2 separate regions of the Homo sapiens genome follow, and region 2 is linked to region 1. A link is a loop called in an ENCODE intact Hi-C map of the cell type or tissue named here. Cell type or tissue: gastrocnemius medialis. All regions are shown on one strand. Each heading gives the region's core, and the rest is flanking DNA. Links, peaks and the distances in the headings are about the cores only.

Region 1 (10,953 bases), core at 3,885-8,884:
CAATAATGGAACACTAGGCATAAATGGGTTAAGGGCATCTTTATTTCATAGTAGGCTTGTTAGGATTTTTCTCAGTTCATAAATTAAGGGTAGAGAAAGCACTCCTCCCCCAAGGGGAGGGTGAATTCCCACTCTTCCTCCGGGATCTTCCCTGGGAGAGGGCCCTTTTTTAGCTAGCGTGGTGGTGAGCCGGGTTAGAGGTTGTCTCTGAAGAAGTTAAGCGGTTGGTATTTCCTCCCATGTGCAGTTCTTCTGAAGCTTGGTCCTCGGGCAGGGAGGAGGCAGGTCCTCGGGCAGGGGGCAGGGAATCGAAGACCTGCGTGGTCACAGGGGAAGAGAAGAGAAAGGTCCCGGCAAGACAGTGTACATCTAGGGTCGGCTTCCAAAGGACCGGCAAGTGACAACACGGAAAATGTGAAGACAAGCCCAGGGTCATCTTCCGACTCTCCATGTGTTCGTGATGAACCGGAAGTGACGTCACCCTCTGGCATTGTCTTTCGACTCTCAGTGTTCGTGATGATCCAAAAGTGACTTCACCCTCTGGCAACTCATCATTCCAACCCAGAGGGCCAGGCCATGAGGGGCCACGACTAAGCAGCTACATGTGTAAAGCACTCCAGATAGTGCCTGGGACGATCAAATTACTCTAAAGTATATGTGTTGCCCATATAAACTTGTCATACTGTGGGAAATGGTACTGTGGGTTCCGACTTAGAGCCTAATTTTAAGCCTTCTGCTTCAGAATGCAAAGGAAATTCATAATAAATTCCTAACCAGTTTATAGCTGATGTCTGCTTTCAGGGAGCCTGTTTTCAATGGAGAGTCTCCCTTTGTTTCTGACCCACAGTGAGTCGAGCTCTCTCTGATTTTACACAGCAAATTGGTTCCTATGCTGTTCTTCACTTCTTAGAATCCCATCAAAAAGAACACAGAGTAACTGCCTATAGAATCAGGTTCATTGGAGACTGGGAAAACTGGTGAAAGTCAACCAAACATAGAGGCATGGAAGAGTTATAGAAGAAGTTATACAGGAAGATATTCAGTTGGTCTCCACTTCTGAGATGGCTCATTTTTTAATACCTGAGTCTAAACCACATCATGTTTCTATTTTAGTTCCTTTTAGAATTAACATACCTTTATTCACGTCTGATACACTTCAGAACTTTGGCGCAAACCATCTGTTTGGGTCTTAGACTCTTTTCCTTGGACTTCCACCGGGGCTTGCCCGACGCCAGTGGACATAGAGCATGAAAAGGCTTCCTTTATTTGTCACATCCTAGTTTCCTTCTGTTTGAATTGTTGTCAGTTGATACATTAAGGGTAGAGGAAGCACTCTTCCTCCAAGGGGAGGAGAATTCCCGCTCTCCCTCTGGGTTCTTCCCTGGAGAGGGCCCTTTTTAGCGAGGAGTGGTGATGAGCAGGGTTAGAGGTCTCTCAGAGGAGGTTAAATTGGCCCTGTACTTTCTCCTCAGTAATTCCTGAGTTGCACCTCTGCATAAACACACGCAGTCTGACATGGAAGCCTGACTCGGCTGGAATCTGATCTCACCTCTCCTCCCTGTGCACTTGCAGGGACCTCAGCCTCTGCGGGCAGCCCTTTGGGCACCAGAGCCTTTCCTGACCCGGCTCCTGGCCACTCTCCCTAGAGGCTTTACCTAGGGGAGCTCCCTACCGTTTCCCCAGCGAGGAGGAAGCCAGGCCCCTCTTGGGAGAGGTCGGTGATCCAATCCAGGTGACGGGGTCGGTGGAGAAGTTCTCTCAAAGAATGTATCAGACGTAAAGGTCAGGAAGTGTCTAGCATTCCGGAACACTGGGAATTGTGATGACAGCATGACTGTGTGTCCCGGGAGAAGATCTGCTCCGTGGTCTAATGGAATCTATGGTAGATGAAAGTGTCTCATAAAAGGGTTTTTTACTGAATTTGGAAAATTCATGTTTCAGCCAAATGAATCAGAAAAGACTTTCTTTTCTTTTTTTAGCCAGAAGTGTCCATATGTTTTCAGATGCACTAGCAAAGCAAAAGCACAGAAACATCAATTTTCTAAAAGAAGGGCAAAACCACATTTTCTCCCTGGAAAAACTCAAGAGTTGAGAAAGGGAAATTGGACATGTCATTTGGGATTATACTGAGGCAAAGTTGCCATCTGAACAGAAACTATCATTGGCAAATGCAACGTTGCCACCCTCACATCTTCCAGAAACGGCTCCTGACAAGGCTCTGACCCTCACTCACGGATGGTTTCTTGATTCCTTGGTTGGTTTATAATGGCACAGGAGAATGCTCAATAAACGTGATCTCTCACAAATAAAGTGAGCATTCCAACAGGCGGTTCAAGCCTCAAGCATTTTTAGACAGAGCTGGGTGACTTTGTACTTTTAGGATATAGCTGAGTGAATCACTTTGAAGGTGGAGAACAAAGAGAGGGCCCATCATTGCGGAACACAGAGCTCTGGGGGTGAGGATGCTTGGGAGAGAGGCACTGCCCGCTCCAGTTGCATCGTGGACAGCACGCGTAACACAGCCTAGCCAGGCACTGGAGCAAGGTGATGAGCCTTCTCCTCGCTTCACAATCATAATCCTTCTGTTTTCCATTCATAAATGTGTTTCTAGATTTATCCACTCATCTGTATTCAAGCCAAATCTTCATGGTGAAATCCTAAGCAATCTGGCAGTTGGTGGAAAATCGGTATTTTTCAAGTCACTTGAATTGTTCAATGGTCACAAGAAACTACTAGTTGCTTATTTTAGTGAATTATGCTGCATTCAGTAAGTACCCAACATATGTATAACTGGCAAGTTTTACAAACCTTTGTTACTGAATCAGATCAAGGATAATGATAAGCTCAGCTGGCACCTTTCCCACTGCCAGGGAAAGGACTATGTTTATATGTTAAATATTTACCAAGTGGAAAGCACATAATCATTCATTTAATCCAGGCAAATTGAATGACTACTATGTGATGGTTACAACAATGAAACCACAATAGCCCTTCTCTCCAGTAGTCACATCTGCTGTTTCCTGAGAATGACAATATGATTCTTTTACAAGTGTTCTGTAATCAAAACACTTTACACGGGGACTTTAGAAATTCTCATATTGCAGACTTTACTTATTGCAGATGAAGAAACAGACCCAAAGAGGTGAACTCACTCATGAAAATTTCTGGAAGTTAGTAAAAAATAGTTATTGTTATTATTAGAGTGCTTTATTATTGTAACTACAAGATAGTTGTTGAGAACCTAGACAAAGCAAGCTCTGAGACACACCTCTTATGGGTGTAAATTGATACCATTACATAGCAAAGTCACTTGCATTATCTAACCAAATTAGTTTATTTAACTAAATTGGCATTACTGAAAGCTAGAAATCCCACTCCAAAGTATATAAATTCAACTCACAGCTTTCAACCTTTTTTTAATGATAAAAAACAGAAAACATTTAATATCATAAGACAAAACACAGTTATATAAAAGTTTCACAAAACATTAATTTTGCTTACTTTGTGCAATGCAATCTGATTTTTATTGTTTTCTTTTTCCTCCCCTCTCCTCTTTTCTCTGCTGTCTTCCCTTCCCTTCTCTTCCACTGAATTTTATTTATTGAATTAAATAATATTTTCACCACCTATTAAATGTATTTAATGATCCACTAATGGATCAAACTCTTAATTTGAAAAATGCTGCCTGAGAAGAATTATTGTTCTTGTTGCCAGAAACACAAAAATGTGCAAAGCAATGTCAGCAAGAGCAGAAATGTGGAACTATCACAAATGACATGGTTAAAAGGGGCAGTCATAAAATGGAACATTAAATGTGAAGGAAAGTTAGTGAACTATAGGTGTACTTATCTCAGATGTTTCTCAAAAACCAAATGAGTAAAAAACAAGTTCCAGAAGAATGTGTATAGTATATCTACATTTATTTGTTAGTCAAAAACCAACTGAATAATGAATTACCCAGAAATCATATATACAGCAAAGTTATTTAAAAAGCAGGAATGATTTATGCAACATTTAGAATAACTTTTACCCAGGTGGAGGAGAAAGTGGAGGAAAGATAGTGTATTCACAGTTTATGATGTGCATAGGTGTGGATTTTTTTGCATCTATCCCCTTGGGGCTTCAGTGTCTTGTACCTGTCCGTTGCTTTTCATCAGATTTGTGACATTTCCACTTTTCTTTCTTCAGATGGTTTTCTCTTCCCTACTCTCTCCTGACGACCTGATTACATGCCTGTTGGGCCTCTTGACACTGGCACACAGCTCAGTTTTTATTCATCTTTATTTTCTAAGCTTTAATTTACATAGTTTCTACAGATAGACTTTCAAATTTAATCATCTTTCTTCAGCATTCTCCATTCTGTGGTCCGGCCTATCCAATGTATTTTTTGGAGTTCAGATGTTATAACTTTGTGATCTAGAATTTCCATTTGGTTCCTTTTTCTAACTTGCTTTTCTCTGTTCTCATTCTTCATCTGTTCACTTGTTCTTTCCTTTTCCCCCTAAAAATACTTGAATATCTTTATAATAATTATCTTCAAAGTTCTGTTTGCTAGCTCGAATTCTGGAACCAGAAGAACATTCTGTTAGTGTCCTTTTTTTTTCCTCTTGTTCATGAGCCCCATGTCACTTTGCACACCTCTGAATTTTTAATGGTGTATAAAACATTGTATATAGAAGGGAATTGGAATACTCTAATGTTTTGTTTTGTGTTTATCTGATTTCCAGAGAATGTGAGCTCTTTTCTGTGTCTGTGGAGTAAAATGAGGAAGTTATCATCAGGTTTTACCAAAAGTCATGTTGAACCAGTGCTATGCTGTTACTTTTATAAGAATGAGCTCGCTTGCACTGAGGACAGCCTCAAGCCTTCCACTTCCCCACTGTGGCCCCAGTGGAAGGACCGGTCTATTATATTTTCATCATAGAGTGTTTGATCCAGAAAGAGGCCAGGTTCAGCTGTATCAGGCCCTCAATTCCACACACCATGAGAATAAGCAAGACTGTGCAAATTCTGTTTTTCAGTTTCTATTTCACTGACTTTTTCTTTTTTCCTTTTTCCATAAAGTTGATTTTGTGCCATGGATAATATTCAGCATAAACAAATTATTGTTTCATTTGGTAATCTTCCAGATTCTAATCCATCCCACCATGTCCACCATTGCTAATAGCCTGGCTGAACTTACCTTGACCTTGGAGAGTCTAATATTCTTTAAAAGGCCTCTTCTGCTGCTTCCATGATTGAGAGACCCGTGTTTTGTCCCCTGGAACTTCCAAGGCTCTCTAATAATCTACAAAGTGTTTCTCTTGTCTAAATCAGTTCAACAATGCCTTTCTCTTTTCACCATTCATGAATATTCTCATAGATAAGGATAGTTATTGTATATTCATTCTTCTTTTAATGTTTTTTATTATTTCCACAATCAAACATTACAAGTATGTATTGTTTTCAAATATCAATGCACAACGTAAGAGCATATACTAACATTAAAAATTGTATATAATAAAACTGACTATGAATATAGGCGATGGTTCTATTCATCTTGTTTTATGTTTACTACTCAGAATACTGAGCAAAATTTAATACGTTTTGAATTGTCTGTACAATGTTAGTAGCTTTAGACTCTGTGAGGTTGGCAGGTAATAACAGAGAGTGTTGCTTTCTATTAAAATAGACTCTAAATAACTATCGATGAGCATGAGTGTGTCAGTATTTACCAAAGCAGCTGTGGCTGTAACTCCGTTTGTTAGGTCACCATGGTGATAAAGCTGAGGTTGCGGTTTCATCACGTGGGACCAATTAGTTTCACCCTGTTCTCCAGTCACACGTGACATTCCCCTTTCTACTCACTTGGCTGACTTCACTGAGGAGACACTGGGTGACAGAATGCAGATAGATCAGCACACATGTGTTGGTGACTCAGGCATCGGCACACGCGTGTTGGTGACTCATGCATCGGCACATGCGTGTCTGTGAATCATGCCTGGTCATGTATGTATCTTCATACAAATGATTAAAAGTTTATGTAAATACTGATATTATGTAGATATTATTACTACATAAATTAAGTTGAAGTTTGATGGTTGGCGAGGAAACTACTCAGTGACACAAAATATAGTCCTTTAGTCCAGAGCAATATGTTTTTGTATTGTCAAATCATTTTTGTATTAAAAATGCCTGGGGCTTCATTCATAGTAGGCTTTCCTCACATATTGTGGAATTGAGGTTGTTTCTCTAAATATGGACGCTTACGATGGGGTAATTATCTCTATTTGAAAAGTTATTTTTAAATACTTACTGACCTTTTTACTTGATTAGAACTAAAATGACGAAAGTTACTATAACTTACAAGCTAGCATAACTAATGTGCTACCAAATGCTTAAAGAATGACAACATACAGGTATTCCCACTGAATGTTGCCTTAAAGAATGATGGCAGAAGTTTAGAATACCTATTATGCTTAGAATGGAATGGACATAGGGGTGGATTTTCTACCTCATCTTTGGCATTTTTGAAGAAGCTAAGTGCTGCACAAGACTGATAGAAGCTCACAGACTGCTGTGTAGTTTTTAAAACATCTTAATGGTATCTCTTTCTCTCTTCACACACATGGACACACTTCTATACACACAACTTTAAATTAAATAGAAATAATCCTTTTTGGTTAGTTTATTGTAATTATCATTAAAATTAAAAACAAATATTCTATGCAGACATACTCAGAAATATTCCCAAACTTCAACCCTGAAAAAATGACTATATGCTTTACATATAAAATATTTGCAAAAGTTCATTGAGAACTGATTATCCTTAGACTAGACCATAGTTTTAATGGCTCTGCAAGTGGCTCAAGTGGCAAAGAGAGAAATCAAACCCACCTCCCAAAGTTTCTTCCAAAAATGAGAATAAAAGATGAGACTGTTATCTTCTATTGAGTATCTTCCACTGAGTCCTGTTTTGTTTTTGTTTCTTCCTTGGGCCCCTTTGGCTTTCTTTCTGTTTTTAAATGTTTTGTTTTTTGATGTCATTTAATTTTTTTGTTTTATTTTTGTAAAATGTATGATCTATGAACACATCCAGTTTTCATGTCAAGGTTACCATTTCTGAAGTAATACTGCACACTTTTTAATTCGCTGGTTTGATAAGGCCTTTCTTACACGAATCTTTGAAATAAGAATTATGTGATCAGTTAGCTTTATCTGTAATCGTCACTAGGTAGTTTAGTAAATTCTATCATCCTGGGAGATAAAATAGTATATTTTCCCATGTCTTAAAAAAAAAGGGAAGTGACTTGTGAATATATCTAAGAAAATAACTGATATTTTAAAAATCATTCTATCACTGATGCATTTTGTTATGACTATGAGGCTTCCTAAGTATCATTTGGAACCTGTATTAGATTAAGAGATAGTTAAAATGCACTGCGTAAGAGAAAAATAGAAATTTTAAAGATAGAGGGAAAGGATATTGGAGGAAGCTAAAAGGCAAAGAATCCCTGTACCTGATTATCATATATATTCCAAGTTGAAAAGGGAAATATGAAAAGTTTACTTCTAGGAGCAAAGAGGTCTGCTGTTCACTGTTTAAATATGCGGCTTTAATGACCTGCTCAGGTGGGCTATAATACACCTCCACCCATGAGTCTGTAATGAGCATGCGTTATAGAAAAATAGAGTGTGATAGGAAGTTATCATGGGCTGTAATATACCTTCACTGATGAGTCTGTAATGAGCATGCGTTATAGGAAAATAGAGTGTGACAGGAAGTTATCAAGGTTTTGAAAGAGGTGATATATTACAGACAGTGGAGACAGAGTGATGAAAGCACCGAGCATCGGATGTTAAGGTCAACAGCAGATTGGATCAGTGGAGCCCAGCACGGCAATAAGTGGTGCAGCTGGCATTCAAGGGTTTGGGAGGAACCAGGTCATGAAGAGCCTTTAGTGCCATTAACTGGGTCAGCCCTTGTGATTTCGACAGATCATGGAGATGTATCTATATAAACACAAATTGAGAGAGACTAGATTGGGTTAGGGAGACATACCCAACACACACACACACACACACACACACACACACACACACACACGCATGCACAATCTTTGCCAGTTTGGGCTGCTATAACAAAAACATGAATTTATTTTCCACAATTCTAGAGGCCAGAAATCCAAGATTAGGGCACCAGTATGGTCAGGTTCTGTCGAGGGCCTTCTTTCTGGCTTGCAAAGGGGTGCCTTTTTCTGTAACCTTACACAGTAGAGAGAAAGAGAGAGAGCTCTGATCTCTTCATTGCCTTCCAAATGCACTGATCCCATCATGGGGGCTTGGCTCCAGTCTTATGCCCTCATCTAAACCTAATTACCTCCTAAAGGCTGCATTTCCAAATGCCAGTACATTGGGGATTAGAGCTTCAACATCTGTATTCTAGGGCGACACAGTCCTTCAGTTTATAGCATTTCTCCCTGTCCCTCCAAATTTTACATCTTCTCACATGCAAAATATATTCATTTCATCTCAACTGCTTTAAAAATCTGAACTTGTTGTATCAGAAACTCTAAATTCCAAAGTCCAAAGCTTCAACTACATAACCTCTAAGTCAGATTTAGGTGAGACATGAGGTAGAATTTATCCTAGGCGAAATTTCTTTCCAACTATGAACATGTGAAACCAAATAAGCTACGTGCTTACAAAACACAATGGTGGAACAGACATAGCATGGATACTGCCCTTCCAAAAGGGACAAACAGGAGACAAAAATGGAGTGATGGGTACCAAGCAGGACCTGGTGAAGTAGAGGCCCAACTTTTGGTCCACTGGGGCAGCACACTTGTCTGCACAGCTCTGCTGGGCAGGGGCCATGCCCCCAGGACTCCGATGTGTGGTGGCCCTGACCCTAGGCTGCAGGTGACCTAATCTCCACAGCATTGGGTGTAGGCTATTTTGTTTCTTAAGACCCAGGTAATATCCCCCCTCTTTTAAAACTGAAGAGGCAGCCCTGGTCATCTCTGAATTACTATTTGGGTCATTCTTTCCTTTGCTTGACGTACAGTGCACATTGGCAGCTAAACCGCTCTATAGCCCTATTCTGTGATTGCAAGTTCAGCAGTCTTCCTGCATTCTGTTCCATTTCTGTCCCCTTCAGCTAAAAACTGGCAATTGTCCTGGTAGTGTGGTTGACTAGGTCCAGGGCTCATATCCACACTAATCTCGTGTCAAATACTCAGCTTGCCCCACCTCGAGTGCTCTCTTCCTGACATGCTTTTTTATTTTTGTAATATGTACAGGTTTAGAATTTCCAAATCTTCAAAATCTGGTTCCTTTTGGTTAACAATTCAATCTTTATTTCTGTCTTCTTGCATTTTACTGTAATCAGTCAGGAGGAACTAAGCCACTCCTTCAATCCTTTTCTTAGAAATCCACTCAGCTAAATATCCAATTCCAACACTCAGAAGTTCTACCTTCCACAAAACATTAGAACATGAACACAACCCAGCAAATTTCTTTGCCACTTTGTAACAAAGATCCCCTTTATAACGTGTTCTTCATTTTCTTCCTGAGAACTCATCAGAAGATTGTTTATTAACAATATTTCTATCAACATCCTACACATGATTACATTTTATCTCTAAGAAGAGGGACGTTTTATCTGCAGCCTTCTTTTCTTCCTTAGCTCTCACCAGAATTGCCTTTAGCAATCCCTTCAGAGCCGCATCAGCTTTTTCTAGCATGGGCCTTAAAACTTTTCCAGCCTCCACCCATTACCCAGTTCCAAAGCTGCTTCCACATTTTTAGATATTTGTTACAGCAGAACTCTCATCTGATACCAATTTCTGTTTTAATCAATTTGGGCTGCAGTAACAAAAAATGCCATAGACTGTTGGCTTATACAATAGAAATTTATTTCTCACACTTCTGAAGGCTGGAGGTCTGAGATCAGGGCACCAACATGATACGGTTCTGGTGAGTGCCCTCTTTCAGGTTTGCAGACAGCTGCCTTTTGCTCTAGCCTCACATAGCAGACAGAGAGAGAGAGAGAGAGGAGCTCTGATCTCTTTATCCCCTCGTAAAGGTACTAATCCCATGAGGGAGGCTCCACTTTCATGATCCCATCTAACCCTAATCACCTCCCAAAGGCCCTACCTCCAAATATTATCACACTGGGGTACTGAGGATTTGGACCTCAACCAACATATGGATTTTGAAGGGGACATAGACACAAACATTTCCTCCCTTTCTCTCTCTTTCTCCATATGCACGCACACACACATACATATATACAACACATATAAGTACACACACACACATATACAAACACAAACATTTCCTCCCTTTCTCTCTCCATACACACACACAAACACATACGCATATATACACAAACACATACACATATATACACACACATATGTATATACAAACACAAACATTTCCTCCCTTTTTTCTCCATACACACACACACAAACACACACACACATATATGTACAAATACAAACATTTCCTCCCTTTTTCTCTCTCCATACACACACACACACACACTTATATGTATATGTATATGTATATGGTTCCATTTTGCTTAACAATTTTATCTTCAATTCACTCCCATAAATAAATTTTGTTTTCTTTTTGCTTAACCAGAAAATGAGTATTATAATTTTTTCCACTCCTAAAGGAACGTCAAAGCCTATCTAGTGTTGTAATATGTTAGAATATTCAAGAGCCTTTTCAGGACACAGTCTAGTGAAACATTTTACAGGAATTTAGATCATTGCACTGAGCATTTAGGAAAATGACCAGATTTTTCTTGAGGTGTCACTAAGTCTCTGGAACAAATGGCATTCCTTAAACATTCCTAATTGGCATTCAATTTATAAGAACAGGACCTAAATTTGAACAAGGCTGCCATGGACATTGGCCCTACCCTGCTCATCTCTCAGCCTCTTCTGAATATTTTCCCTGCCC
Region 2 (10,953 bases), core at 3,336-8,335, 170 kb after region 1:
AAAAAGAACTACAAAAGCAAAAGCAAACTGAACCCAAAATTAGGAGAAAAGAAATAAGGATTGAAGAAGAATAAATAATTTGAAATGAAGAAAAAAAACACAAAACATCAATGAAACAAAAAATTGGTTTTTTTAGAAGATAAAATTATGGACAAACCATTAGCCAGACCAAAAAGAGAGAGAGAAGACCCAAATAAACAAAACCAGAGACAAAAAAAGGAGACATTACAACTGATACCACAGAAATTCAAAGGATCATTAGTGGCCACTATGAATGATTATTTGCCAATAAATTGGAAAATCTAGAAGAAATGGATAAATTCTTAGACATATACAACCTAAGATTGAGCTATAAAGAAATCCAAAACAGACCAATAACAAGTAGGGAGATTGAAGCCATAATAAAAAGTCTCTCAATAAGGAAATGCCAAGGACTTGATGACTTCACTGTTACATTCTACCAAACATGTAAAGAACTAATACCAGTCCTACTCAAACTGTTCCAAGAAATAAAGGAGGGGATACTTCCAAATTCATTCCATGAGGCCAGTATTTTACCTGATACCAAAACCAGACAAAGACACATCCTAAAAAGAAAACTACAGTCCAATATTTCTGATAAATATTGATGCCAAAATTCTCAACAAAATACTAGCAAACAAAATTCAACACTGTGTTAAGAAAGATCATTGATCATGATCAAGTAGGATTTATCCCAGGGATGCAAGGATGGTTTAACATATTCCAATCAATCAATGTGGTACATCATATTGACAGAATAAAAGACAAAAACCGTATGATCATTTCAATCGATGCTGCAAATGTATCTGATAAAGTTCAACATCTCGTCATGATAAAAACCCTCAAAAAAGTGGATATAGAAGGAAAATATCTCAACATAATAAAAGACATATATGACAGACTCACAGCTAGTATCATACTAAATGGGGAAAAACTGAAAGCCTTTCCTCTCAGATCTGGAAAATGACAAGGATATATACCTTCACCACAGTTATTCAACATTGCTCTGGATTTCCTAGCTAGAGCAATCAAATAAGAGAAAGAAATAAAGGGCATCCAAATTGGAAAGGTGGAAGTCAAATTATCTTTGTTTGCAGATTATATGATCTTATATTTGGAAAAACCTAAAGACTCCACCTAAAAAACTATTAGAACTGATAAATTCTGTAAAGTTGAAGGATATAAAATCAATATACAAAAATCAGTGGCATACCTATATGCCAACAGTGAACAATCTGAAAAAGAATAAGAAAGTAATCTCATTTATGATAGCCACAAATAAAATTAAATGCCTAGGAATTAATCAAAAAAGTGAAAGATCTCTACAATGAAAATTATAAAACACTGATGAAATAAATTGAAGAGGACAGATAGAAAATGGAAAAATATTTTATGTCCATGGATTGGAAGACTCAACATTGTTAAAATGTTCATATTATCCAAAGCAATCTACAGATTCAATGCCATCCCTATGAATATACCAATGACATTCTTCACAGTCCTAAAATTCACATGGAATCGCAAAAGACCCAGAATAGACAAAGCTATCCTGAGCAAAAAGAATAAAACTAGAGGAATCACATTACCTGACTTCAAATTATACTACAGAGGTATAGTAACCAAAACAGCAAAGTACTGGCATGAAAACAGACACATAGACCAATGGAACAGAATAGAGAACCCAGAAACACGTCCGCACACCTACAGTGAACTCATTTTTTGACAAAGGTGCCAAAATCATACATGGGGAAAAAGGCAGTCTTTTCAATAAATGGTGCAGAAAGGACTTGATATCTGTATGCAGAAGAATGAAACTAGATCCTTATCCCTCATCATATATAAAAATCAAATAAAAAATGGATTAAAGACTTAAAACCAAGACCTCAGACTATGAAACTACTACAAAAAACATTGAGGAAGCTCACTGGGACATTGGCCTTGGCAAAATTTTCTTGAATGATACCCCACAAGCACAGGCAACCAAGCAAAAATGGACAAATGGGATCACATCAGGTAAAAAAGCTTCTGCACAGCAAAGGCAACAATCAACAAAGTGAAGAGACAACCCACAGAGTGGGAGAAAATATTTACAAACTACCCACCTGTCATGGGATTAATAACCGGAGTATGCAAGGAACTTAATCAACTCTATAGGGAAAAAAAAAACTAATAAACTGATTTAAAAATGGGCAAAATATTTGAATAGACATTTTTGGAAACAAGATATACAAATGGCAAACAGGTATATGAAAAGGTACTCAATATCATTGACCATTAGATAAATGCAGATTAAAACTACAATAAGTCGTCATCTCACCCCAGATAAAATGGCTTTTATCCAAAACTCAGCAATAACAAATGCTGATGAGGATGTGGAGAAAAAGGAACCCTCATACGCTGTTGGTGGGAATGTAAATTAGTACAACCACTATGGAGAACAGTTTAGAGGTTCCTCAAAAACTAAAAATAGAGGCTACCTTATGATCCAGCAATCCCACTGATGCGTATATACTCAAAAGAAAAGAAATCAGTATATCAAAGACACAACTGACCTCCATGTTTGTTGCAGCACTGTTTTCAATAGCTAAGATTTGGAAGCAACCTAAGTGTTTATTATCAGATGAATGGATAAAGAAAATGTGGTACATATACACAATGGAGTACTATTCAGCCATAAAGAAAAATGAGATTCTGTCATTTGCAACAACATGGATGGAAATGAAGGTCATTATATTAAGTGAAATAAGACAGGCACAGAAACATAAACATCACATGCTCTCACTTATTTGTGGAATCTAAAAATCAAAACAATTGAACTCATAGAGATAGAGAGTAGAAAAAATGGTTACCACAGTCTTGGAAGGGTAGTGGTGTGCGGGGTGAGGGAGGTAGGAGGGGATGGTTAATGGGTACAAAAAACATAGAAAAAAGGAATAAGACCTAGTACTTGTAGGCATAACAGGAGGACTATAGTCAATAATCATTTAATTTAATCGCAAATTTTAAAGTAACTAAAAGAGTATAATTGGATTGTTTGTAACAATTCTTGAGGGGAGGGATATCTAATTTTCTATGATATGATTATGAAGCATTGCATGCCTGTACCAAAATATTTAATTCAGCATATATATATATATATATGTTTGCAGATTATATGATCTTATATTTGGAAAAACCTAAAGACTCCACCTAAAAAACTATTAGAACTGATAAATTCTGTAAAGTTGCAGGATATAAAATCAACATACAACATCAGTAGTTACACTATATAGTTACACTATGTATATATATGTAGTGTAACAGCCAAATAATAAAATGAAATAAGCAGCCAAAATAAATAAACAAAATAAAAGAAAAAAACATTCCATTTTTGGAAGAAAATGTTTGCTTTTCTGGAAAATCTCCTTGGAAAATGGAAAAAAAATACAACAATGCAGACAGCATACTATTTGTTGTTATGAAAAAAATTCTTATTGGGAGATCTCGCTTATACCCTCTCAGTACTTCCTGGTGGCTCAGAGGCAGGACCGCTCAGCCTGATGTCAGTGAGGGGTGCAGGGCAAAGGTTAGATCACACATTGGATCCCAGGCTGAGTCTGGAAATAACATGCCTGAAGGAGGGTGGGTTCGCTGGGGAGGAGGACAGAGGCGAGGCTGACGCGTGGAGGCAAGGCCAGAGTTTTTCATGAGCATTTTCTTGGAAGCTGCCAGCGGGCATCTTTGGGGCTCACCGTGGTGAATCCAGCACCCTTCGCTGGGTCAGCCTCTCTCCGTGCCCCGGCCCTCCAGATGCCCAGTGCTCCGCGTCCCCCACAAGTGAGGCCGAGGAGGTCGGCGCCAGGGGAACCAGGGCCGGTGCTGAGCAGCTCCGGTGGAGGCCGTCAGTGGACTTGAGTTTTAAAAAGGCTCCTGCGGCGTGGTCCTGGCCAGCTTCTCTGCTGCTCCGTGGAAAGGCCTCCGGGACAGTGGCCTGAGCTTGGCCTTGCAGGGCTGGGAGCCGGCAACCCGCCCTGGGCACGGACACGCCCTTCATCCCTGACCGCCAGGCTCCAGCCCTGCTGGGGACACTCAAGGCAGGACGCCGGGTCCCCCCGCATGGCCTTTCCGCGGAGCTCTCCGCCGCCGAGGACGCCCAGGCCTGCTTTTCCTGCCACCTCTCCTAGGCCGCGAGCCCGGGCCCCTGGAACTCAGCCACCGAGTCACCTCCGGCACCGGACTCAGCTCTGCGCCCCCGGCCCGCGCTCACCGCGGAGGGGGAAGGAACCACTATGGAGGCTGCACTCCAACGTCCTCCCGAATTCCGCAGCTTCTGGGCTTGTCTTGGTCTAGAATCCTCAGAAAACCATGACTCAAGGCCAAATCCAGCCTGCCGAGTGTTTCTAGATAAAGTTTCATTGGAACGGAGCTGCTTTCCCATTGCGGCGAAGCCAAACCCGTGGTGAACGCACCTGACCTCTCTATCTTCCGAAAGCTTTGCTGATCCCGGCCCGGGCCTCCGGAGCCCCAGGTTCCATTCTGATTTCCTCAGCTCCCGGCTTCTTGCATTCAGTAGCAATAATACCAGGTACACGCATGTACTCTGTAGTGGACGCCTTATTTGCCACTCGCCAAAACCCAGTTTCTCAGGAATGGGAGGGTCTTATCCCCATTTTACAGGAGAGAAAGCTGAGGCACAGGAATCTTAAGTTACTTTCTCAAGTTCATCCGTGAGAGGCAGAGCCATGCTCTGAGCCCCTGGCTGTGTGTCCACGTGCGTTTGCAGGTGTGTGCTCGTATGTGGTGTGTGTATGTGTGCTCTTACCTTGCCATTTGAGAAGATTTAAATCCCCGCCTTAGCATCTACAATCACTCCTTTAAAAAAAAGAAAAAAGAAAAAGAAAAATAGAAAAAAAAAAGAAGATTATTAGCCCAGCATAATAAGTTGTACAGAAGTCAAGGCTCCTGTGCGCCTGCTGGGGTGGCTCAGGCAGCCGTGGGGACCTCCTGTGGGCTTGCCCCCAGGACGGGACAATTCACATTCACATCTTCCTGGGCAGTCCGTGTTCTCAGCGGCTCCACAGGGCTGTGCTTAGTATCAGAAGATTAAAGTCAAACCCGAATGCTGAAAAAGCTCGATCCTTACATAGGTAAGGATGACTGCTGATCTCATATTCCTTGTTCTAAACGTTCACGCAGCGTACTAGCTGATAAGATCGCACACGATTTTGGCTTTAGTTGATGCTGGCTTCAAGGAAAGACTAAGCAACTTGTTTGCAAACTTTGAAATGACGTTTGGAAATCTACGTGCCTGATATACATGCTCCCTAAATTAAGGGTGAATCTGTGTGTCCTTTGGTTTGGGCTCACATTGTCATCACTTTCTCTAAGGGTGAATCTGATCATGTAACCAGTCCCAAGGACTCTCTGTACATCCCTCTCCTCCATCAGTTTGTCCAGCCCTGAGGGGCCATGATTCTGTTATTCAATTAACATTAGCATCAGATTCCAGGCTGGCTGGGGAGAAAAAAGTAGACAAAAGGGCATTATATGGGAGCTCTGGATCACTTACTACCATGGGCGAGAGGTGGGAAGAATATTTCCTGGCATAAGGATTGCACAGTGGGATGATTCACAAATGGGGAAATGGCTCCAGGAACAGATGGATGGACGGTTGGCCATTGCGGTCCTGTGTGCTTGGATGGCACTAGAACGCCCATTTAGGTTAGGGATTCATTTTCTCGCCATCCCTGAAAAATCCACACCACTTCAGGTTTCGTTAAAGAGCTTTGTCACAGGACACCATCCCGTCGGACTCCTGTGCCACGGAAAGCGTGCCAGCCTTCCATGGCGTCTCCTGTATGCTGAAGAGAGATGCCCTCCATGGAGTTATGATAAGAAGAGAATGCTGGAGAGGAATCAGGGCTTTCCAGGCAACCTCTATGGTAGTTCTGGTGTTTTTCACTTTTGAAATACTGCTAATGTTGACCCAATCTCGGGTTACATAAAAAAATAATAATAATAATAAAGTAAACTTGCATGCTTTTCAGCTGAGCTCTTCCTTCTCTATGAAGAATTAACATGACAACTCACATCTGCTCTTGGGATCGGCTGTTGATGGTCCTCTGTGTAATTCGCAAAGACACTCCAACAGGATGAGCAAAGTCACAGCTGCTAAAGTGGGGACTGGTCAGAGCCAATTAGGTCGTCCACTCACCCTGCTTCAGGACAGGATTGTTTACTTTCAGAAGTTGGTCCAAACTCAAGAGTCATGATAGACGCAAGTTGTTCCTGACAAGCAGAGCCTCCCTCCCCGGCGCACAGGGCCTCTTCCTCGTCCACAGTGTGAGCCGGCTGAGGTGGTGGTGTCACGGGGTTGGAGGGTCACCAGCAGCATTGGCATATGTGTGGGCCTGAGCACAGATCATGCTGGAACACGCACAGGGAGCCTTTGCTCAGAAACCAGTTAGCAGCGCAACTCAACACATTTGACAAAGGTCTGCTTCTCTCTCTGCCCCGGCCCTGAATTGCCAACTAAGGCCTTTGCCAGGAGGGCATATCCCCAGCGCCACTGTTTCCCCAGCAACGGGGATGGCTGCATTCATGTATTCCCCCTCAAGGGATCACTGTAGTTTCCCCAGCAATGGGGATGGCTGCATTCATGTTTTTCCCCCTCAAGGGATCACTGTAGTTTCCCCAGCAATGGGGATGGCTGCATTCATGTTTTTCCCCCTCAAGGATCACTGTAGCAATTATGTGTCATGCATTTGCAGAAGCACTGAGAATAAGCAAGTAAAAAGGAAGTTCCTGAAGTGAACTAAACTAGAGCATGCCAAGCGCTATAATTAGATCTGTTCTGGAGGCCGTGGTGCAGAGGAGGGCAGCAGCCCTAATTCGGACAGATGCTGCTCATGGAAGCCCGAGCAAGTCGGTCATGGCTCCCTAGACAGGACATCGCTTATGGCAAATCTCGCTCCTCCATTCCCTCATCCGATGGCTTAGAATGCCAGCAGTTCCTCCCGTTCCTCATCCCCTCGGTACTCCTACCCCCACCAAAGCACGCACCTGCTTCTCAGAGTCCTTGAGGAGGGCCACCTGTCCCAGCAACAAAGGGTCCATGTTCCACAGGAAGCTGAAGCCTAAACCAGGATGAGTGTTGATCCCAGCAGAGATGACGATGCTTCTACCCAAAGGTCAGTTATCATCACATGTATAAACCCACAACAGAAGCAGGTAAGGCAGTAAATATGGACTAAATGCAGTTAATTCACTAATTCTTTCATATAATTGTGTGGTTCTCATCCCTCTTTTCCCAGTCCAACAAGCAGTATTTTTTTCTCACTCTAAGGCTTCCAAAGATATCAACTAAGCTAATTACAAAACGATTTTTAAAAATAGGTATACATCTTTAATAAAGTACATATATTCCTGAAATGCTTCTCTTGAAATAAATGTCTATAGGTGAAATGGGAGTCTCCTGATCCCCCTCAAATAACGTGTAATGGGGGTGTGGCTCACCTGTTCCATCGCCGCCACCATCCAAACCCCTGACCGGAGTGGGAGCATGCAGACAGGCAGGTGCAAGCAGGGACAATTGCTTTGGGCTCCAGCCCTGCAGTAGTGTCTAGGGGTGGGTGCCTGCAGTCCCAGTGTTACCATGTTCTTTTAGCTTTGCCATCCACAGATGGCTTAAGTGTTAACCAGCTCAGTGGACCCTCTGCCTTTTGCAAGGGCCAAGGGCCAGTGTGACAGCTTTCTGTATCCTGAGCTCTTGCGCAGCATCCTGGAAGAATCGGGTCACACACAGATTTGAAGGATGAATGCAGGGTTTTGCTGAGTGGTGGACGTGGCTCTCGGTGGGATGGATGGGGAGCTGGAAGGGAGGATGGAGTGGGAAGGCGATCTTCCCCTGGAGTCTGGCTGTCCAGCAGCCGAAGTCCTCTCCAACCACACCCAGCCGAACTCCTCTCATCATTCAGACACTCCTCCTCTTCTCTCTTTCTCTGCTGCCTTGTTCTGCTGTCTATCTGCTTGTCTCCTCACCTGCTCATCTGCTTCTGGAGCCTGGGGTTCAGGGTTTATATGGGTACAGAATTGGGGGGAGGTGTGGTGGGCCAAAGGCAACTTTTTCGGCTCAAAAACAGAAAAGCCTTTTCCCACTTAGGGCCATGGGTCTCCAGGCTTGAGGGTGGGGCCTTTGCTGGGGGAACTGCCTTCTTCTACGCCATATTTTCTTGTCTCCTGTCTATAACAGGTGAAGCAGCTTCTCTGTTGAATTACATTTTAGTTTAGGAAAATACTTTTGCAACTATTTCTGCTGTGAACTGTGGAGAGAAAAGAGAAGCTATCAAGCATAAATAGTTTTCTTCTTCTTAGTGGAGCTCAGAAATGTATGGGGAAAGAGTTGTTTACATTTTCATAAGAATTTCCTTTATTCAAATTTTAAGAACACACAGTGAATTTATTTTTTTATTATATTGATATTGTTGTATAATGAAAACTAATTTCACAACCTTTTACAATAGTTTACATTGTTTACATTTTATTTAATTCACATTTTGAAAAAGTAGAATCCAGTTAGCTGATATGAGCAAACACACTTCAGTTGGCAGATGTCTCCTTCACAATGAAATAAACCTTCAAGAGAGGACAGGAGGTACAGAAGACGCCCAGGGGTACCCTACAGTGAGGGCTGCCAGGAGAAAATATCCCTATTTTCCAAGATGCTTTGATTCTTTTAATACAGGTGACTTCGATTTTGTCTTAATTTCTTCTTACCTCTTTGGGATTAAAACACCTTAAGCAGAGTAAATGACAGAGCTGCACACATCTGCTGTTCCTGATTTATCTCAGTGCAGTGGGTACCTCCACATGGTTGAGATGCAGAATTCTTTACCAAGAGGTCATGCTGTCAAAGACAACATATGTTGTGCAGCTCTGCAAATAATTCTTCCAGCATTTGCTATTCACCAGGCAGAGGAGGCCAGTGATCTAGAAAGCATTTCCTACTAACTTCCTCAGCCTCATCCCTGCTCACCCATGCCCATAAGCCCAGCCTTCCCTTCTCTATGGGTCCAGGTATTCAGGAAGGAACAGAAAGTTGGCTTCCGGAATTGCTTTTTATTAAAATATCAGTTTAGAGTTATTTTCTTTGTTTTAAATAGAAAATACGAAAGACAAATCTTGTGATTGCCTGTCAAGAGAGCTTATCCAAGGCACAAGCTGACCATAGGGCAGTATTTAAACTTCTGCATCTCACTCAGCCGCCTTCTGCCCCTTTGCAAAGCAGCTCGAATGCAGGCGTGCGCTTGCTGTCTCTGCCTGGGCTGCTCCTGTGGGGCTGGGTGCACCCGCTCCAGCAGTTCAGGTCTTCACTGGATAGGAGTCTCTATCCACAGTAACATGCCCTTCTCTGTGACTCTCTAGTTTTCTGTCTTTTCACCCATAGCCTCTGATATATAATATATTACTATGCATCTTTCCGCTTGAAAGTAAACTCAATAATAACAAGGAACTTGACTGTTTTGTTCACTGCTGTATCTCCATTCTCTGGAATAAACATACATTAATTTAAAACATAAATTAATAAATGATTTATTAATAGGTTAATGAATACACTGTAATACACATGGAATACACATGGCTGAGACTCTGCAGCCATAGACTCGTGATGATGTTGTGCTGAATAAGCTCTTCTGGACACTCTTGCTAAGCCCATAACTAAATAGTCAGCAACTAAAAAACTTATCCCATTTTAAGTGATATGTAAAATCACAGAACATAAAAAAGAAATGAATCTTAAGCTACCTCCATCGGAGTCAGGGTCACAAATTCCTATTTTATGGGGATTATGGTCTCTGAAATATTTCAGAATTACAGAAACAATCAAAAAATGCCTTCCAGACATGAATCTGAATGGTAGATTCTCCATCAACACAGACATTCTGTTTTGGTATCAGTGACTCCCAGGCTGGATCAGCAACCATCTCCCACATGCCTGGAATAACTGCTGGCTGCGTCCGTCACAGGCTGGTGGTGGTTATTTGGAGAGATGTTTACATGTCTCAAACCTCCACACAGGCAAGAGATAAATTCTCCGAAGAATTAAAACATACATTCTGAATTGGACTCAAGAGAAAAATCCTGTGGATTCTTAACCCCAGGCAAAATGCAGACCATATAATGAATACAATGTGTTTTCGGGGGGCGGGGAGGGGCGGGGAGAAACATCACCACCACCAGCAATGCACTTTTTCAAGGTCTTTGGCAGAAACTGATATATAAACAGATTTTTTAAAGCAACTAACCTCAGAATTGTTTATTTCATTCTCTTTAAAAAGAAAGGATCATCTATTTTATCAAAGCACAGTGGAACAATTTCCTTCTTTCAGAAATGAAATAACAAAGATGCATTATTCCCTGCGGTGGGAGCAAGTGTCTTTCCTCATTTCCCCATCAGCCGCCATCTGCACACGTGGCTCCAGCAACGGCCTGTGCTTCATGGCTGGGAGTCAGCACAGCACATGGTAAAATTCATCACAAGTTTCTCTTTGGATGCAATCCAGAAAGAAAAGGATTTCAGATTTAGAGAAAAGGAATGGGTGGTCAAGGGATTCTAAAATTCAGTCTTCAAAACAAGCTGGAGCCTTGCGTGCCTTCACCGTCCACAGAAACACAACAGTTATTAAATGCAGCATCCGTGTGTTCCTTTCCACGCCAACTGCATATGGCAGCAGGTTCTGCCTTGTGTCTGTGGCTGCTCTGGAGGCGGTGTCTCAGTGGTCAGAGACGCCTATGCTTTACCCACAAACAGACTCCCTGATGTGGTTTGGCTGTGTCCCCATTCAAATCTCAACTTGAATTGTATCTCCCAGAATTCCCACATGTTTTGGGAGAGACCAAGGCAGAGGTAATTGAATCATGGGGCTGGTCTTTCCTGTGCTGTTCTCATGATAT

Evidence for each region. Peaks named below come from ENCODE experiments on the same cell type or tissue, not always from the same donor. Only the 100,000 strongest peaks of a DNase experiment are listed, where the experiment ranks them.
Region 2: a loop joins it to region 1, with 2.1 times the contacts of the local background. A loop is called at or near these places in 1 of 110 quality-filtered maps.

The regions. Positions count from the first base shown.
Region 1 is chr6:168,962,586-168,973,538 of GRCh38, forward strand. It overlaps LOC105378145 (a long non-coding RNA gene), which reads left to right and starts at 1,791. Exons shown (of 4, transcript XR_943300.3): 1 at 1,791-1,882; 2 at 2,612-2,767. It overlaps LOC105378146 (a long non-coding RNA gene), which reads right to left and starts at 1,797. Exons shown (of 4, transcript NR_136250.1): 1 at 1,673-1,797. RefSeq lists an enhancer at 1-1,179. In gastrocnemius medialis, for the core only: no CTCF peak of the experiment used is centred there; a DNase peak (open chromatin) is centred at 5,856.
Region 2 is chr6:169,135,615-169,146,567 of GRCh38, forward strand. No RefSeq gene overlaps it. Among named protein-coding and RNA genes, the nearest start is that of LINC01615, 22 kb to the right of the region's middle. In gastrocnemius medialis, for the core only: no CTCF peak of the experiment used is centred there; a DNase peak (open chromatin) is centred at 6,237; H3K27ac peaks cover 1,322 bases.